2 separate regions of the Homo sapiens genome follow, and region 2 is linked to region 1. The links are chromatin contacts, found by Hi-C or POLR2A ChIA-PET in ENCODE. All regions are on one chromosome and are shown on one strand. The core of a region is the stretch at or near the end of the contact, and the rest is flanking DNA. Distances in the headings are between cores, read along the strand shown.

The links. Hi-C counts contacts between places; a loop is a spot of excess contacts on that map. ChIA-PET counts read pairs that join two places held with the same protein, here RNA polymerase II (POLR2A). Pooled maps may share reads with other maps.
Region 2: a map with no recorded cell type shows a loop between it and region 1 (4-fold over the local background). The contact joins two enhancer-like sites. A Hi-C loop is called at or near these places in 1 of 168 maps with a recorded cell type or tissue (PC-3), 5 of 37 single-sample maps with no recorded cell type and 4 of 50 pooled maps. POLR2A ChIA-PET finds 5 or more read pairs at or near these places in 1 of 52 experiments (activated naive CD4-positive, alpha-beta T cell).

The regions. Positions count from the first base shown.
Region 1 is chr10:76,034,355-76,037,054 of GRCh38, forward strand. LRMDA (leucine rich melanocyte differentiation associated) reads left to right here. Exons shown (of 7, transcript NM_001305581.2): 3 at 1,654-1,780. Among named protein-coding and RNA genes, the nearest start is that of MIR606, 480 kb to the left of the region's middle. RefSeq lists an enhancer at 1-2,700. Within about 2 kb of position 1,423, at least 2 of the 41 ENCODE cell types and tissues checked have a DNase peak (open chromatin) inside an H3K27ac peak, as active enhancers do.
Region 2 is chr10:75,610,314-75,613,013 of GRCh38, forward strand. All of the region lies in intron 2 of LRMDA (leucine rich melanocyte differentiation associated), which reads left to right. Among named protein-coding and RNA genes, the nearest start is that of MIR606, 59 kb to the left of the region's middle. Within about 2 kb of position 1,263, at least 5 of the 41 ENCODE cell types and tissues checked have a DNase peak (open chromatin) inside an H3K27ac peak, as active enhancers do.

The DNA of each region.
Region 1 (2,700 bases), core at 173-2,672:
CAAGAGGAAAAAGAGAAAGGAGGAGGAAATGAAACACGATGACCTCTGGACCCCTACTCCAAAATGTGTCCCCCCTCGGTGGGGCTGGCAGTGTTGGTTGGAGGAGCAGGCGTGCTCTGGGAGTCGAGTCCTGAGTGGGACCACCCCGAGGTCTGGCAGGAATGGAACATGCCGGCAGAGCTCTGGGCCCAGTGGTATCTACAGATTTAATTACTTACAACACATTTTTATACCTCGTAAGTATTGACTCCCTATTTTGGAGTCCTCTTGGCAGCGATCCCACAAGGGAGCTATGGATGCCTTGGGAAAGATCTGGTGCTGAAGTTCACACTCACAGCAGATGTGCAGACATTGCACACGCAAGCACACGGGGCTGTAATGGAAGCACTATCAGTAAATGAATAAATAGTGTGGACGACATCTCCCTGATTTGTCACATTTTATAGAATAGCCCGGCATCCCCTACGTGTCTCCCTCCCGTCCACATCGTAGCTCAGCTGTCAGCCGGTGCAGGCTCAGCACATCTCCTGGGTCTGGCAGGTGAACGAGCTGGGAGTCTGTGTCTCTGTGTAAGCCCCTCTGCCGGCCGGCTTGCTTTAATTAATGTCTGTGTGCGCCCAGGCAAGCACTTGTGCACAACTACCTCGTGTCACCTCCACCCCCAACACTCATGAGAGCCCATAAAATTAAGAGTTAACTTTCAGCGATGTGTATAAGCAAGGCTATTTTTCCCTTTCTGCTGTTTTTTTTTTTTTTTCCTGGAGCCGGGTACTTAATTCTTTCTGTTGCCTTTTTATTTACTGCCTCAACATCTACAGGGTTGCACTCTACACTTCTTTCAAAAATTAAGTGAGAAATCCACTTTCCATAAATTAAAACAGTAACTTCAGGCCAGGAGCTTTGAAGCAGCAATTCTCCCAACCCCCGTCTCCCCACCCGCAGCAAAAACAAATAAAAAGAAATAATAAAAGAAAAAGCCCTCTCAGATCGGAGTGATTATGTAATTCTGCAGATGCCTTGCCTTTGGGGCAGCCACTGGGACGCTGGGCAGAAGCAAATTAAGTGATTAGTAAAGAAAAAAGGCAGAGGAAAAAAAAAAGTCAAAGGATGTGAACGGAGAGAAAGGAAGCCTTCCCTGTCGTTTCCCCCGCGACTGTACAGAGAACTGCTAAGAAATGATACTTGAAGTTATATTTATTATTGTAAGAGGGTATGATATTTCTGGGCAGGAATGATGGATGACAACTTGAATTTGTGTCCAGGGAATGAAGGTGAACTGTGACAGAGTTATTTATCTTGGGAATGGAGGTTAGGGTCAGCCGAGGCTGGGTGCCTGAAGGCACAAGACATTGACAAATTTATCCTGCAGGCCGTATCTGAAGCCCTTTGTTTTGGATCCTGGCTACTCACTAAGTGACCCTCATCCTTCATGTTGGCAATGCGTGAAGGATGCGGTGGGTGCCAGCGGCCCCTTCTCCCCCGCCGCCCCCGCCCCGACTCCTGCTACTAATTCTTGTCATTCACTTTGCTGACAGGCACCAAGCCCAAACTATTCCCAGTCCTGAAAGGGAAGGTTAAAATATTTATTTCGGCTCATAATGGCCTCCCTGATTTAGTGCAGGATCATTTTTCCTGTTGCCTTTGTCATTGCAGGTCACTGGAAGGACTGAGCGCATTCAGGAGCCTGGAGGAACTCATCTTGGACAACAATCAGCTGGGGGACGACCTTGTGTTGCCAGGGTTACCCAGACTGCATACCTTAACCCTCAACAAGAACCGAATATCCTTTCCTCTGCCCGCTGCCCCCACTCCCCACCCAGCCCCACAGTCGTCCCCCAACCCCACCCTGCACAAATACCTGCAAAATGTCAAATGAGTTTTACGTGTCAGCTAAATTAAAGTATGTGAAATACAGTTCGTGGGCAGACAAAGCATTCTGTCTTCTGGCACTCGGGACACTTCAGAGTAATTTATTATAGGTCATTCATAAATGAAACGCACCATTATATCTTCCTGTTGCTCCATTTTAGTGTAGAGATCTAAGTTATGGCTGTGAAGAAATCTTTTTAATAGATAAAAATAGAGAAAGAAAATAATGTCACCGCTGCAGAGGCAGCGAAGCCCAGTCTGTTTGCTTGGGCTTGTGTGGGAGGGCGACCTCTGGTGGGAAGTCCCGGGTAATGCCGCCAAGCAAACTTCCTCTCCTGGGAGGTTTCTGGAAGGCTCTGGGGCAGGCTTGGGGAACCGTTTTGGTGAGGGAAAGGAGCTAAGGTGGCAGAGACATGTGAAGCCCAGGCCTGGCTATGCCCTCACTGGGGGATACCATGCTCTGGTGATGAGAGGCCTAGGGGACCCACGACAGTGTATGGCCTCCTCTATGGAGGCAAGGACCTAGTCAGCCTAGGGTGAGACTTACGGGCACTAACTGCTCTGGATTCTGTAGTGGGGATGGAAACAGGGAACCCTTGCTGCAACCTAAGGCCCGTAGCTCCTGCATTGTTAGTGTAGTGGATTACCCGGCACTAGAATGCCAGCTCGATGGGACAGGGAGTTTCCTTGGTTTTGTTAACTCCTCTGTTCTTCACACTAAGAATAGTGCCTGGCACCAAGTACAAGCTCAATAAATATTTGAGGGATGAATGCATCATTATCATTAGCTATTCCTTATTGAGCACTCCTAGGAATGAGGCATGGTGCTGG
Region 2 (2,700 bases), core at 13-2,512, 420 kb before region 1:
ACACAGACACACACCACACCTCCCACATCCCTCACCACAAACACACACCCCACACACATCATACACCCCCACATACAACATACACACCATTCCTCCTCATACTTCCCTACACCCCACATGTACACACAGCACTCCCTGACACCACATAGACAAACACATACCACACCCCCACATACACACACACACCACACATACACTCATGTATGTAAATATACAAAGTACAGTATATTAATTTTATAGTCTCATCGTGGCCAGAAGGACCTTAGAGAGTCTCTGTCCAACTCCATGGATGAGGGAACTGTGATCATGGCCAGAGACTTTATGGGACTGGCCCATGTTCGGGTGGCAGAGGCAGGCCCAGGTTCCCCAGTCCTGACACAATGTATTTTCTTTAATGTCTTTATAATAGGCAATACATGTTCCCTAAAATGTATTGTTGAACTGAAACCTTTAAGAATCATTTATTCTCTTTGTATGAATGTTTTTCCCTCAAGTCTTGTTTACATTGTGAGCTTTCATAGCAAACCCTTTCTTTGGCCCAACGTAGGCTAAATTTTACCGCAAATTCCAAATGATGGGAGTCGTAAATTTTTCTTTTTCCTGAGTTGGCCTTGTTCTGGTGGAAACTTAATGTGTGTGGAGTAATGAACTATTCTGCTGAGGGGAGGTGGACTTGGGTGACAGCATGCCTCTACTCTTACAGGGTTTGGGGTGGTATGAGGTTGGGGACAGGGAAGGCTGCTGCAGAGGCTGGAGCTGGTGGGGCACTCAGACAGGGGGAGCACAGGGTGAGAGGGGCAAGGACCCCTAGAGAGAAGCCCTGCCTCTTTGGTGTCCTTTGGAGGCAGAAGGTAGGCATTAGGAGTGATGATCTGGACAGGTCCTGTGTAGCTGGGCGTTTGTGGAGGCAAGTGCAGCCCTGATCTACTCTCAGTTGTTGGACAATGGCATGGGCTTGTAAAGTCGATCTGTGAGCAGGACCTTGATCGGAGTCCACAGTGGGTGTGTAGCTGCCAGTGCTTGACTCTGGTTTCATTTCCTTTTTATTGTAATAAAATTTACCATTCAAACTATTTTTAAGTGTACAGCTCTGTGGCATTACCCGCATTCACATTGCTGTGTAACCGTTACAACCATCCATCTCCAGAACTGTTTTCATCTTCTCAAGCCAAAACTCCATACCCATTAAATAGCCACTTGCTATTTCCCCACTCCCCTCCTCCCCTCAGCCCCAGGCAGCCTCCATTCCACTTCCTGTCTCTGTGAGTTTGACTACTCTAAGTTATCTCATATGAATGGATGCATACAGGACTTTTGTCCTTTTGTGACTGGCTTACTTCTGTTTTCTTAACATGACTTTATCAGCAGCTAGCCCATACAGTGCTTCTGGGAGAAGTAGAGAAATGTGCTCCCCTTCTCTGGGTGGATGTAACCCCTGGCCAGAAATTGAGCTTGGCAAGCACAGTATAGGTTGGATTTCAGTCTCCACCTGTCCTTTTGGCCAAATGCCGTCAGCTAGTGCACAACCTGAACAACTGTTCGACTTGGTCCTGTGTATCAGGCCTGCAAAAGGAGATTTCCTCTTGCCCTGGAGCCCCTGGCTGGGTGTCCTCCCTGTTGATACTTTTTTGGTCCCCTTCTCCTATTCCCCAGTTCCCTCTGCTGCCTTAAGGTTCAGTTTTGTTGATTTGCCCCAGACTGGGACCTCCAGAGAATAAAAGGCCAACAGAAAAGGTGAATGGGGTTTCTAGAACAATATAACTCATTCAAATGCCATTTAGTGTGGGCTAGGTACGAATGACTTATGTGGATTAGATTTCCTTTGGAAATACCCAGGGGGTTAAAAATTAAGAGGAGAAGTGTGTAGAAAAATAAGTGCGAGGTTTTACTTATGCAGTGCCTTTGAAGACTAGTTGAAATATTTAGCAAACTGAAAATGCAGCTGGTTGAATGTGCTCTGAACCGTGCTGGGCCCTTTAGCCTACCTCTTTTAATAAACTAGTGGCTGAATTGAAAGCAATCTAGGCAATAATGAATATTCTTATAAATCTCTCTGGTTGAGAAACTCTAAAAATATAGCCAGATCCCAAGCAGTACCTATTTCCTCTTAATTCTACTATAATACTTGAATGATCTTTTATAAGACATTAAACTTTAATTGATGCCATTTTACTAAGCAGATTTTAAAAGCAGCAATGTCAGTAATTGAACTGATCAAGATGACTTTTGTTTATTATGTATGATGTGGAAAGAGGCTTTTATAAAATGTTATTTTTGTTCTGATTTCCAAAGAGTTTGCTTATTTATTTACTTATTTTATTTATATATTTATATATTTGTATATATAAATATATAAAAATATATTTTTGAGTAGTGGATTTAGAGAGGCAATAGTGTGGATAAGAACTGATAAGCACAGATTTTCATGCCCTCTCACTGTGAAAGTATTAGAGAAAATATTGATGCAGAACAAGGAAAAAACTGTGTAAAATAAAGTGTAAAATGAAAAAAAAAACCTGGGTAAAATAATCTAGTGGAGACATTTTTCAAAGTATTAACTTTGGTGGGGAAAAAAAAATGGAAGGTTGAGATTTTGCTCATGTCAAAAGACTTGGCCCAGCCTTTCAACTTTGCTATTGCTTTCGTTGGTTTGCTGTGCTAAGAGCATTACTCAAACGTATGCTATTGTGGTTGAACTTC